3 separate regions of the Homo sapiens genome follow, and regions 2 and 3 are each linked to region 1. The links are chromatin loops, found by intact Hi-C in ENCODE. Cell type or tissue: endothelial cell of umbilical vein. All regions are shown on one strand. Each heading gives the region's core, and the rest is flanking DNA. Links, peaks and the distances in the headings are about the cores only.

What was found. Peaks named below come from ENCODE experiments on the same cell type or tissue, not always from the same donor. Only the 100,000 strongest peaks of a DNase experiment are listed, where the experiment ranks them.
Region 2: it touches region 1 in a loop (5-fold over the local background); 4 of 110 quality-filtered maps call a loop at or near these places.
Region 3: a loop joins it to region 1, with 3 times the contacts of the local background. A loop is called at or near these places in 9 of 110 quality-filtered maps.

Annotation. Positions count from the first base shown.
Region 1 is chr20:1,184,565-1,188,718 of GRCh38, reverse strand. It overlaps TMEM74B (transmembrane protein 74B), which reads left to right and starts at 3,738. Exons shown (of 3, transcript NM_001304748.2): 1 at 3,738-4,154. In endothelial cell of umbilical vein, for the core only: a CTCF peak has its summit at 2,757 (motif pointing right); a DNase peak (open chromatin) is centred at 2,788; H3K4me3 peaks cover 1,054 bases; H3K27me3 peaks cover 237 bases.
Region 2 is chr20:1,106,905-1,111,058 of GRCh38, reverse strand. No RefSeq gene overlaps it. Among named protein-coding and RNA genes, the nearest start is that of PSMF1, 9.6 kb to the left of the region's middle. RefSeq lists an enhancer at 2,344-2,393. In endothelial cell of umbilical vein, for the core only: a CTCF peak has its summit at 2,434 (motif pointing right); no DNase peak of the experiment used is centred there.
Region 3 is chr20:954,844-958,997 of GRCh38, reverse strand. It overlaps RSPO4 (R-spondin 4), which reads left to right. Exons shown (of 5, transcript NM_001029871.4): 5 at 1-546. Among named protein-coding and RNA genes, the nearest start is that of ANGPT4, 41 kb to the right of the region's middle. In endothelial cell of umbilical vein, for the core only: a CTCF peak has its summit at 2,340 (motif pointing right); a DNase peak (open chromatin) is centred at 2,407.

The DNA.
Region 1 (4,154 bases), core at 1,537-4,036:
TGGGAACTCTTTCAGTTAGCTCCTACCCCCACCATTTGTGTGTGTGTGTGGTGTGTGTGTAGTGTGTGTGGTGTGTGTAGGTAGTGTATGTGTGTGGTGTGTGTGTAGTATGTGTATTGTGTGTATGGTGTGTGTGTAGTGCGTGTGGTGTGTGTGGTGCATGTGGTATGTGTGTGGTGTGTGTAGTGTGTGTGTAGAGTGTGTGTGTGGCATGTGTGTGTAGTGTGTGTGGTGTGTGTAGTGTATGTGTAGTGTGTGTAGAGTGTGTGTGGCATGTGTGTGTGGTGTGTGGTGTGTGTGTGTGTGTAGCATTTCTTTACTTTCTGGCACTATCAGATGCTCTGGGCTCATCTTGTAGTGTTTCCTGCCCAAGTCCTATAAACAGCAATTTCTTCAAGGAGCCTTGGATCCTTTTATTGGAGAATGGTATTAGAAACCAAGATTTCAGTGCTACGTGTGCTTGTTGCTATGGAGTATCATTGCTTCTAGGCCCTCTCGCCTGACAGTAAGGAAATAAATGTGTGTATACTAGCCCGTGTGTGTGTGTGTGTGTGTGTGTGTGTATTATATATATATATAACTTTCTGTATGTAATCATCTGCATCTATATTAAGCTAAACATGAGTTCATTCTGGTATCTCCAATTCTAATCTGTTGCCACATGGATCATTCTAGCCTCCTCCTCAGGGGTCATTTTTATCAGAAGCAATGTTGCTTAGTAACATAGCAGACATATGTTTATCTGTTTCCAGGAAACAGAGCTTCCAAAGGTCAAATTCTCATGCAAAAGAGGAAAAGGTTTTGTTAACCCTTTACTTACATTCATCAGTGAGGCTCTCCACTGCTCTGAGGATAAAGAACAAATTACTTGGCCTGTAAGGCTCTGCAGTGACCTGACCTGCTAAGCCCAGGCTCGTCTCCTACCAGGTTCCTTATCAGGCCCTCCATGACAACCATACTGGTCTCCTGCAACTCTCAAACTCGTCACACACTTCCTTCTACCCCAAGGTCTTCGCCTATGCTAGGCGCTCTGCTGGACTTCTCTTTCCTCCCCTCTTTATCTGGTTGCCTTCTACTCATCCTTCTAATCTCAGCTCAGTCCACACTTTTACAGGAAGCCATTCCTATCCCCAAGACTAGGTTGGCACCCTTGTTTGAGGCTTGCACTCTATACTTTTATTTGGTAGCATTTACTATAACTGCAATGTTACATTTACTTATCCTTTTCTCCCACTAGAATACAAGCTTCCTGAGTGTAGGGATGGAGTCTACCTAGCTAACTAGTATATAATATTTGCCCATTTTCTCTGTTCTTTATTCAGTGAGCACTTATCCAGAGCTTCCTAGGTGTTAGCCCCTTTTCTAGTGTCTGGGGATACTGCAGGGAGGGAAACAGGCAAAAACCCTCTTCTTTTGGCACTTATTTTTTAGGGGAGGTGGCAATAAGCAAACAGAAACTAATGTCAGTTGGTAAGTGCTATAGAGAAAAATTCAGAGTGAGGGAGTAAAGAGTGCTGGGGCACTGCTATTTTTGAAAGGATGGCCTGGAATGGCGTCTCTGAGAAGGTGGCATTTGAGCAAAGACTTGAAGGAAGTGAGGGAAGGGGGTGAGTGCGGGAAATATCAGAAAGAAAAACGTCCCAGGCAGAAGGAACAGCCAGCGCAAAGGCTGAGGTAGGACAGCGCATGACTGAGGGAAGGAACAGTGAGTGCTTTAAAGGCGGTATCTCATCCCATTCCCATAACACTTCCTACATCCGTTTCACAGAGGAGGAAACCGAGCTCCAGGAGGGCAGTCCTTTACACCAGGGCACCCAGCTGTGGGGGTGGAGCTGGGATTTGAACAGGAGTGTGGTGCCAGGGCTAGCATCCCTTTGAAGTCTCTAACAACGGGCCAGGCCTCTGCAAGGCTGGGAGGAAATGGAGGCCTTCCCAGCCCTGGTGGACCTGCCTAGGGCTAGGCTATGCTGGCCTTGAAGGCACAGGCATCCATCATCCAGGGTGACTTCCAGTCTCCTGGTTGGGGAGGGCTGCACAGAACTTTGGAGGAGGGCAGGTCAGGCTCCGCTCATGAGGTGGCCGAGGAGCAGGACATGGCACACTCATTCGCCTGTCCTTCCACATGGCCAACTTCTGCTGGCCTTCCCAGAGCCCTCAAAGCCTGCACATTCACAATCCTCATGGACAGAAGTGGATACAGGCTCAGAGGCCAGAGGTACTAACCGAGACCACACGATTCAGCTGGTCACCGTGTCTTCCCGGAACCTGCACGATTCAGACCAAAGCTGTCTCTGGGGTTGGCGTGTGTTCCCCAAAGAGGAAACGTCTCCATGAATTTGGTACTCTAGGCACTTCGCTGGACTCATCTTAACTCCGGCCCTGTAAAGGAAAGAAGTGAAAGTCACCCCTTTTCACAGCCTGTTCACCCACACCCACCTAGGTCTTCTAGGTGATCAGACATGGGTCCTGCTCTCCAGGAGCTGCCAATCCGATGGAGGAGGCTGACCCTTAAACAAAATCACGACCGTCAGAGACAAGAGCAAACAGTGCGGGCAAAAGGAGAGCCCAGATGGAGGGGCCCGTGGGGTAAGTGGGTGTGTGCCCAGGGAGGGGTTCCAGGAGAAGAGGCCCCACAGCTGGGCCTTGGAGGGTGAGGGTGTGTTTGGCCATTGGCAATGCCCCCAGGAGAACACCCCTCTTGGGCGGAGCACTCCACTGTCCCACGGAGAAAAAAATTGCAGAGAAAAGGGGGAGGGGGATCGTCGGATTCTTTCTTGCAGCCTTCAGGTGGCGCCCTTGAGCCACGGAGCCGCAAGCGCCCGAGGAGACCGTCCCGACCTAAGGACCTCGGAGAGGACCCGGGGTCCTACCTGGGGGCTGCGTGCGGGGTGGGGGTGGGGGGAAGGGGAAGTGGCAGAGTGGGGGTGAGGAGTGGGGAGGCACCTGCGCTTGGCGCAATAGGGGCTCTCCGGTGGTGGGGAGGGATCTTCTTCAGCAGCCCCCGCCCGCCCCGCCCCTGCGCCCGTGGACCGCGGGCTCCAAGCCCCAGTTCCCTAAGCCCAGGCGCCGGCGATCCAGATCTGCCTGGAGGGGAGGGGAGGACGGTGGATCGGAGCCCCCGCACCCTCGCCCCAGCCCATCACCCGCCTTCCTGTCCCTCTCCTTGCTAACTCTCCGGGCGCCCTCGCCGGCCGCGGGCGGAGCTCCCTCCGCGGCGCTCGGCGAGCCCCGGCCCCCGCCCCTTCTCCCGTCCCTCCGTCCCCGGATCCCCCCCCCGCCTCCCCAGCGGCCGCCACCGCCGCCGTACAGCTCCGCGCGGCGCGAGTAGGTACGTGCGCCTCGGCAGTGGCTCCGGGCCGGGCCGGGAAGGGGGCGGGAGACCGGGAGGGCGAGGCGGTGGCGGCCGGGCCCGCGCCCTCCGGGCTGCGCCGCAGGAGAGAGACCCCCGCAGGCGAGACCCCCGCAGGCGTACGCCGGCTGCAGGAAGGCGGACGGGCACCGGAGAGGACGCACCCTCGCCCGCCGGCGGCCGGGCGCCCTTCGCCCCAGCGTGGTGAGGCGGGGAGGGAGGCCCGGCACAGGTACGCACGCGGAGAGGGGACCGCTGGGGGCGGCAGGAGGCCGAGGGCCGGGGGCGGGGAGTGGCGGCGAAGGACGGCGAGCCTGACCTCGCGGCCCGCCGAAGGACATGCGACCAGGGGACCCGGCCTCCCCGGGCCTCCGCCTGGTCCGGTTCGGCCTTCCGGGTCCCGCGTCTGTGGGCAAGGGCAGGAGCAGGGGGTGTGGACTGGGCCGGCGGGAGCGGGCGCGGTGGGCAGCCGGCGTGCTGGGGCTTTCTGCGCGCAACTTTGGGTACAACAGCGTGGACCTGCGTGTGCGTATCTGCGCGCCCCAAGGCTTTGTGTACAACTCGTGCGTGTGTCTATCGACTGGGTTTTGTGAAGCTTCACCCACAGCCGCTGTGCGTCCCTCTCTCCGGGTGTCAGTGCGCGCGGCGGGTGGGGTATTGGGCCCCTGCGGGTCTTGGTGGATCTGGCTTGGGTCTCACTCCCAGGGGCACTTTGTGTGTGTGTGTGTGTGTGTGTGTGTGTGTGTGTACGCGCGTGTGCGTGTGACGGGGTACTCGCGTGGCCCGAAGATCCGAGGGTCACACT
Region 2 (4,154 bases), core at 890-3,389, 77 kb after region 1:
AGATTGTACAACTCCCCCTTTTTAGTGTATAACTCTGAGTTTTGACAAATGCACACAGTCTTATAACCACCGTATTCTCTAGGTATTTCCAGAAAGAAAGGATTTTTAAAAATTCATCTCTATTGAGATAATTTACATACAATAAAATCACCCGTTTTAGTTGTATACTTCATGAGTTTTGCCTAATGTATAGACCAGCGTAACCACCATGACCAAGATATAGCATGTTTACATGACTCCAAAAAATTTCCTCATGTGCCTTGGCAGTTAATCTCTCCAGCCTCTAGCTGAGGTGTGTTAGTCCATTTTGCATTGCTATAAAGGAATACCTGGGACTGGGTAATTTCTAAAGAAAGGCACTGCAGGCTGTCTAGCATGACACCAGTATCTGCTTGGCTTCTGGTGAGGCCTAGGAAGCTTTCAATCATGGTGGAAGGCAAAGGGGAAGCATGCATGTCATATGGAGAAAGAGAAGGGGAGGGAGCAAGGAAGAGGTGCCAGGATCCTTTAAATAACCAGCTCTCACATGAACTAATAGAGTGAGAACTCACTCATTACCATGGGGAGGACACCAAGCCATTCATGAGGAATCTACCCCCATGACCCAAACACCTCCCCCTATGCCCGCTTCTAGCATTGGAGGTCACATTTCAGCAGGAGATTTGGAGGGGACAAAACATCCAAATCATATCACCAGGCAACCACTGATCTGTGTTTTTTGCATCTATATTTTTGGTATCTAATTTTGCCTCTCTTAAAAGTTCATATAAATGAAATGTATACAATGCCCCAGGAAGCAGATGTCAAGATGGAGTTAGCAGTGTTAGAGGTTTATTGGGGATAAGTCACAAAAGGAAAAGGGGAGTGGGAACAGGAGTATGTGGGGAGAACCTTCAGGCCTTTCTGCTGATCTGGCTCCTACAAAAGAAGAGAAGGAAGGAATAAGGATTAGTGAGAAAGTCTCAGCCAGCCCAACGGAGAACTCCAGCACCAAGAAATATCATAGAGAGTTCCCTGTTGGATTGAAATGGCCAGGCCTTAGTGCTGTCTCTGCTCGGTGGGCTGCCCGTAAAGAGCATGGCTTCAGCATGATCCCAGTGGTCCTATGGCCGGAGGACGTTAGCAAACTGCACTCCTCACAGCTGTGTGGCAATTATTTTCTTGAAGGTTTGGCACCCCTCCATAGTTGACACATAAAATAATACCCCTTCATGCCTTTTTTCACTCATCATCATGTCCAAACTTCATCCATGTTGTGTGTATCAGTACCTTCCTTTTTATTGAGTAATATTGTGTTGTATGGATGTGCCAGTTTGTCCAGTCCCTTATTGATGGGCATTTGGGTTGTTTCCAGCTTGGGATGGTGATGAGTAATGCTGCTGTAGACATACATGGACAGGTCTTGGTATGGCCTTATGATTTCACTGGTCTTGGATAAATTCCTAGGTGTAGAATTGCTGGATCTTATGGTAGAGTATATGTTTATAGGAAACTGCCAAATGTGTTCCCAAAATGGTCATACCATTTTCCACACCTGCCAACAATGAATGAGAGCCCTGGTTGCTTGACATCCAGCAGAAGGGGATTTAATGGGAAAAATATGATGCTTACTGAACCAGTGGATGGATTGGAATGTAAAGATTGGGGAAAGCTGCCACCAGCTTTCAGAAAGTCTGGACATTGCAGGAGCTTCAGAAAACCACCAGCAGTGATCACAGCTGCCTCCCATCCTGGGGCAGTCTGTGTGTATGTAGGGTGGTGGGGGGACCTGCAGAGGCTGCTGCCAAACTGAAACCTAAAACTCAAGATTCTGCCACTGCTGTTGGAGAAGCAATAATGTGCCCCTGCCTCTGCCTCCCAGTGGCTGGATCTAACTTGGAACCCAGCTGGCAAGTCATTCTGAAAAATGCACTTGTTAGGTTTCAGGCCTCTGAAATACTAAGGGAAGGCATAAAAGGTGTGAGTGTGAGTGTGTGTGTGTGGTGGGGGTCGGGGGGTAGTACTGGGGCTTTGACAAATTGCTCAATGTATATTGTCTCATTTAATTCCCAGAACAACACTTTAAGGTAGAAACTATTATTATCTTCGCTTTAAAAATGAGAAAAATAAGGGAGAAGTTGTGCCATTGTCCTAAGCAGCAGGGTCAGGATTTGAGCCAGGCGGTCAGCCTGCTTGCCTCCTCATCACAGTGCCATGCCTCCAACAGCATCACTAAGGGCTTGCGGGATTCTGAGCTCTGAGTTTCAAGATCTACACAGGAAAAGCCAAGAGTCATGACGAGGACCATTTTTCAGACCTCAGGGGCAGAAAAGGCTGGGAATAGAAAAAAGGGTCAAGGGTCCAGGCTGGGAACAGAGAAACGATCTAGGCATGGGAAGCTCCTCCAACCACAGGGACACATGAAGAGTCTCTGCAGAGACAAGGGAGGCCACAAGAGGGCACCCTGGCCCACCCAAATGTCCACAGATGGCAGCCACGCAGGGAGAGGCACACTCTCCTCCATCCTGACTTCATTCCACCAGGAGGTTCAGGGGAGCCCTAGACCAGAGCCCCCCCAGCAGGCTCTGTCCACACTGCAATCAGCCTTCACACCTGGAAATACCTGATTTTAGCTCTGGGGATCGTTGCCTTCAGGGAGAGACGGTCCCCAGAGAACCCAAGTCCTTGGAGGCACAGAGGGTCGGTTTCTGAGGCCACTCTCTTTCCTGTACCCCCTACTTCTCTTTGTCTCCATCCTTTCACAGACTTGGGCCTGATCCTTGCCTTGCCCCCATGCCACCCATGTCCAGCTCCAACTCCAAAGTTCCATCAGGCACTTGCCCACCTTGGTCAGGCAGGTGGGAGGGGTGACCAGTATTACCTTGAAAGGCTAGAAGCTCTGCCTGATGCTCCCCAAACCAGAACATCAGCTTCATGAGCACAGGGATTTGTGTCTGTTTGGTTCACTGCTATAGTCCTGGCACCTAGAACAGAGCCTGGCATACATAGTAGGTGCCCAATAAATATGTGATGAGTGAATAAATACATTAGCAGGTGCATAGTGTAGAAAAGTGTCTAGGCCTTGGAGTCAGGGAACCTGGGTTTACATCTCGGCCTCTTTGCTTACTCACTGTGCAACTTTGGGGAAATGGCTTATCAAATTGTCAAATAGGGGTTATAGTGGTGTCTCCCCAAGGGCTGTTGGGAGAATTTCTGAACATGATGTCAATAAAATGCCTCCCACAGTACCTGGCTCATGATAAGGGCCCCTAAGAGGTGGCTCATTATTTGAGATAATGAGGCCTTGGAAAACAGCACCTATTTATTGAGGATTTACTATGTGTCTGGCACTTGGCTCATGTTATCTAATTCAATTTTCATAACAACTTTTAAATGAGAAGTTAAGTAGCTCAGAGAACTTAAGCAACTTTTCCAGGGTCACACAGCTGAGAAGAACAAACTTGGGTTTAAGTCCAAGTCTTGAACCCTGCAGCATGCAAGTTTGCAAGTCAGACTTCCTGGGCTCAAATCCCGGCTTTTTCACTTACAAGCAGTATGACCCTGGGCAATTTTCTTAGGTGGAGAGCTAGGAAGGGACAGAAAGAGACCACCACCTAGGCCTGAACTGTTCTTTAGGATTTGCAGGAGTCAAAGACACCACCAACGGTACTAACAGTACTGCTGCAGTCTCACTCCCTGGAGATTGTGCAACCTGCCAAGGCCCCTGGAACCTGCTGTTTAATCACAGCATTACCTGGCCCCCATCAAGCACCAGACTGTTTCCAAATGTATTCTTTGTACTCTACCTGGAGCTGAATTCACAATCTGGTCAAGCAGTCAGGACACACACACATACACACACACACACAGCTTGGCTTTCCCGTGTAGACTTGGGCAAGTTGCTTTGCCTCTTTGAGCCTTAATTTGCACATTTGTAAGCTAAGGGGTGATAGGTAGCACCCTGAATGAGGATTACCTACAAAATGGAAGGGCGCCCTGAGTGCTGGAGGTGAGCAAGGAGGAATGGGAGGGTTTGTTTCCAGGACTACTTCAGTAAGAATCAGGCGTTGATTTCTAGGCTCTGTTAAAAGATAATTTTCAGAAAAAGGTTAAAACCGTGACTCTCTTACAGCTATAAAAATGAACCCATACTAAAGATTTTAGTTTACTTGTTA
Region 3 (4,154 bases), core at 890-3,389, 230 kb after region 1:
TCCAGGTCAGACCCAGCTTGGAAGCAAGTCTGTCCTCACTGCCTATCCTTCTGCCATCATAACACCCCCTTCCTGCTCTGCTCCCCGGAATCCTCAGAAACGGGATTTGTATTTGCCGTGACTGGTTGGCCTGAACACGTAGGGCTCCGTGACTGGGACAGGAATGGGCAGGAGAAGCAAGAGTCGGAGCTCCAAGGGGCCCAGGGGTGGCCTGGGGAAGGAAGATGGTCAGCAGGCTGGGGGAGAGGCTCTAGGTGATGAAATATTACATTCCCGACCCCAAGAGAGCACCCACCCTCAGACCTGCCCTCCACCTGGCAGCTGGGGAGCCCTGGCCTGAACCCCCCCCTCCCAGCAGGCCCACCCTCTCTCTGACTTCCCTGCTCTCACCTCCCCGAGAACAGCTAGAGCCCCCTCCTCCGCCTGGCCAGGCCACCAGCTTCTCTTCTGCAAACGTTTGTGCCTCTGAAATGCTCCGTTGTTATTGTTTCAAGACCCTAACTTTTTTTTAAAACTTTCTTAATAAAGGGAAAAGAAACTTGTAAATGCTTCTTGAGCATCAAGAGGGTGTTGCAAAACCATGATACTGCTGAGTTTGGAGTAGCAGAATTTAAAACATGTGGAGTGGTTTTCACAGGAATGCTTGGGGCTGAGAGGGGTCAGAGTGTATTGGGGATTGGGGTGGGGTTTCAGCTTGGGGGGAGCTGATAAAAGAGGAGGGGCCCTCAGCCCCTCCAGGCTACTCTCAAGAAGCAGACTCAGCCAGAGGCAGAAGAGGGTGACACCTCGATCCCCAGAACCTCGCAGTTTCACGAACCAGATGTCTCAGGGACCAGGGGTACCTAGGAGGTTGACAGTCCCACGGGGCCATCTAAACACCCTGGGCTGCTGGTGAGAGTGGCCTTGGCATTGGGAGGCACAGGTGGGAGCTCCAGCCTGTCACCAGCTATCTGATGGGGTCCAGGTCAAGTCACTTCCCCTTCCGGGGCCTCAGTTTTCCCATGTGATGAATGTGATGAAGAGGAAGCCTGGCTAAATTAAATCTATTGCCGAAATCTGGAAGACCCAACAACAGAATCCCCTGGGGAGCCTTTTAGAAATTCAGGTTTTGGGGCCCTCCCCCAGATCTATTCATTGCAAACAAGTTTAGGAGCAGGCAGTGAGAGCAAACATTCTTTCCAGGACAAGCTGAGGGGAGAGGTGGCTCTCAGATGACTTCCAGCTCAGAGGGCTGAGTCTAGATTTGCAGCTGCAATTCTGATTCTGACCTCAAGGCTCAATGATCTGATTCTACAGAGTTTAGTCTGTATGTGTGTGTGTATGTGTGTGTATCTTTTTAATTTTTTTTTTTTTTTGGCAGGGTCTTGATCTGTCACCCAGGTTGGAGTGCAGTGGTACGATCACAACTCACTGCAGCCTCAAACTCCTGGCCTCAAGCAATCCTCTTGCCTCAGCCTCCCAAGTAGCTGGGACTACAGGTGTACACCACCACACCCAGCTAATTTTTTATTTTTTGTAGAGATGGGGGTCTCAATATGTTACCCAGGCTAGTTTTGAACTCCTGGCCTCAAATGATCCTCCCACCTCAGCCTCCCAAAGTGCTGGGATTACAGGCATGAGCCACTGTACCCAGCCCCTATATAAATAAATATATATATAAATATATATATATATACACACACACACACACACACACATACATACACTATATAGTGTTTTCTGTTAAGATTCCAGTTTTAGGATGCTGAACGTTCTAATTTTCACAATTCTAAAAGACCAACATAAGGGTAGAAGTTTCCAGTACTGCAATTCCCTGGCCATGTTCTTTCTTCTTGGGGGGCCTGGTCCTCTGTCCTCAGCTGGGGGCTGTGGTGGTTTTTTAATATTTTCAAATTACAGGATGAAATTTCTTCAGGGCCTAAGCCCCTCCTATAACCTTTCCATCTCAGACGTTCCCTGCCCCCAGCTCCAATCCTTTCAAATCCCAGCCTCTCCCACATTCTCTGGAGGATTGAGGGGCCTCTCTGGGAAGGAGACTCTGCTGTCAGGTGGGCATCGCCCACTCCCTTCTTACAAGCCAAGCTTGGAGAAGTTCACAGAGAAGCTCAGAAACAGGGTGAGGTCACACAGCCAAAGAGAGGCAGTCTGGGCAGAGCCCAGGGGGAGGTTCCGCTGCTATTGGCCTTCTGGATGCTATGCCAGAGGGAGAGAACAACCCCTTGGCCAGAGCTGAGGAATCCCTGGTGGGTTCTTCCTGTCACCGCTTCCAACTGGGCCACACTAGGGCCCTCTCTGCAGTTCCCCCCACCCGCTCACTCCATCCTCATCCTCACCACAGCCCTGCATGTCATTCCCACATGCTGCCACCGGATGACGGCAGTCAACCAGGAACAGGTCGCAGCCAGGCTTGTCAAGGAGCGCATTTCTGAAACGGGGTCGTGTTGCGGTTCTCTCCTAGCAGGACTGGAGCAGGGTGGAGGGTAGCCGAGGGCAAGGGACAGGCTGCCTCAGACCGAAGGACTGACTGCCTCAGGCTGAAGGACAACAGTTGCAATGGGGACTTCAGCTGAATGGCCTTCTCAGCTGTGCAGAGAGTGTCAGACTCAGAGGTCCCTGTCCCAGGTCCTTCCTTGCACAGAAGGGAAATCTGACTCAGAGCATGACCTCCTGCCCAGACATCTGGCCCAGGTGACCTATGGGGATTACACCTCTCCATTTTCGCTTGGAAGAAAATTTCTTTTTTCTGTCTTTGTTTGTTTGTTTTTTAAGATGGGTAATAGCTCTATCGCCCAGACTGGAGGTCGGTGACATGATCCCGGCTCACTGCAGCCTCGACCTGCAGGGATCAGTTGATCCTCCCACCTCAGCCTCCCAAGTAACTGGGACTACAGATGCACACCACAATACCCAGCTATGTTTAAAATTATCTGTAGAGAAAGAGTCTTGCTATGTTGCCCAGACTGGTCTTGAACTCCTGGGCTCAAGCGATCCTCCTGCCTCAGTCTCCCAAAGTACTGGGATGACAGGTGTGAGCGACCGCACCCAGCCCAGAGGAAAATTTCAAGCCATCGTATGTGGACCTTCTAACTCAGGAAATGTGCATTCTTATAATACAAATAATAGTAATGATGAGGATGAGGATGATGACGTCATCTTATATTTATGGAGCACCTATTCTGCACCAAACATAGCTAAGCATTTCAGGTGCAATATCTAATTTCCTTTGCTTTTCTCTCTTCAGCATAAATCATAACTACCATTTTTCTACCAATTCCTCTTACTAACCTCGCATTTCCCACCTATCTCCTGCCACCTTCACAGCTACGTTGCCAGCTAACTTCTAGGAGGAAAAACTGAGGCTCAAGTTCAAGTCATTCAAAATCCATCAGTCTCACCCATTCATTCATTCCGTGAATATGCATAAAGTGCCTACTGTGTGCCTGGTACTGTCCTGGGTGCTGGTGATAAAGACCCTGCCTTGTCCTCCAAGCGTTCAGTCTGCAGACAGTCAATTCCAACAATGTGATAAGACCTTCCATGAGGACAGGATCTAGCATATCCTGTCTAAGGCATACAGGGGTTAGGGAGCTCCTCCTCCAGGACCAGATAGCCAAGCTGAGAATTAAAGAGTGCGAGGTGTTAATGAGATGGGTGGGGAGGGGGAGGAAACAGCACTTGCAAAATCCTGGAGAAGCTATTCATGGGGGCGCCAGCCCTGGAATTGCTAAGCCTCCTAAGCTGTCAGATCCTGGAACATGTGGACTCAGCCCTGGGGTCTGATGGCTCCCACTCAGCCCCCCATGACTCCCACCCTCACCCATAGCCATAGCCAACCTACCATCCACAAGGTGGAATGGATCCTCCAGCCAGACTTGTAGCTGAAGAAGCCTTCTCGCAAGTGGGTCTTCTAGTCCTTGCTGTTTTACCCGCTGCCCCTCCTTACCCCCCACTGCAGAACCCTCCCAGCCACAGAGTCCTCCCATCGAAGGCCCAGCAGAGAGAAGCTGTCCACCTTATCCTGCCTGAACTCCTGATCCACAGAACCCAGGAACATGATAAAATGGTTGTTTGTTTATGCCTCTGAGGTTGAGGAGGTTGTTTCATGCAATGGACAGCTGGAATGGGGTTTATGGTGGCACCTCTCTCCTAGAGTG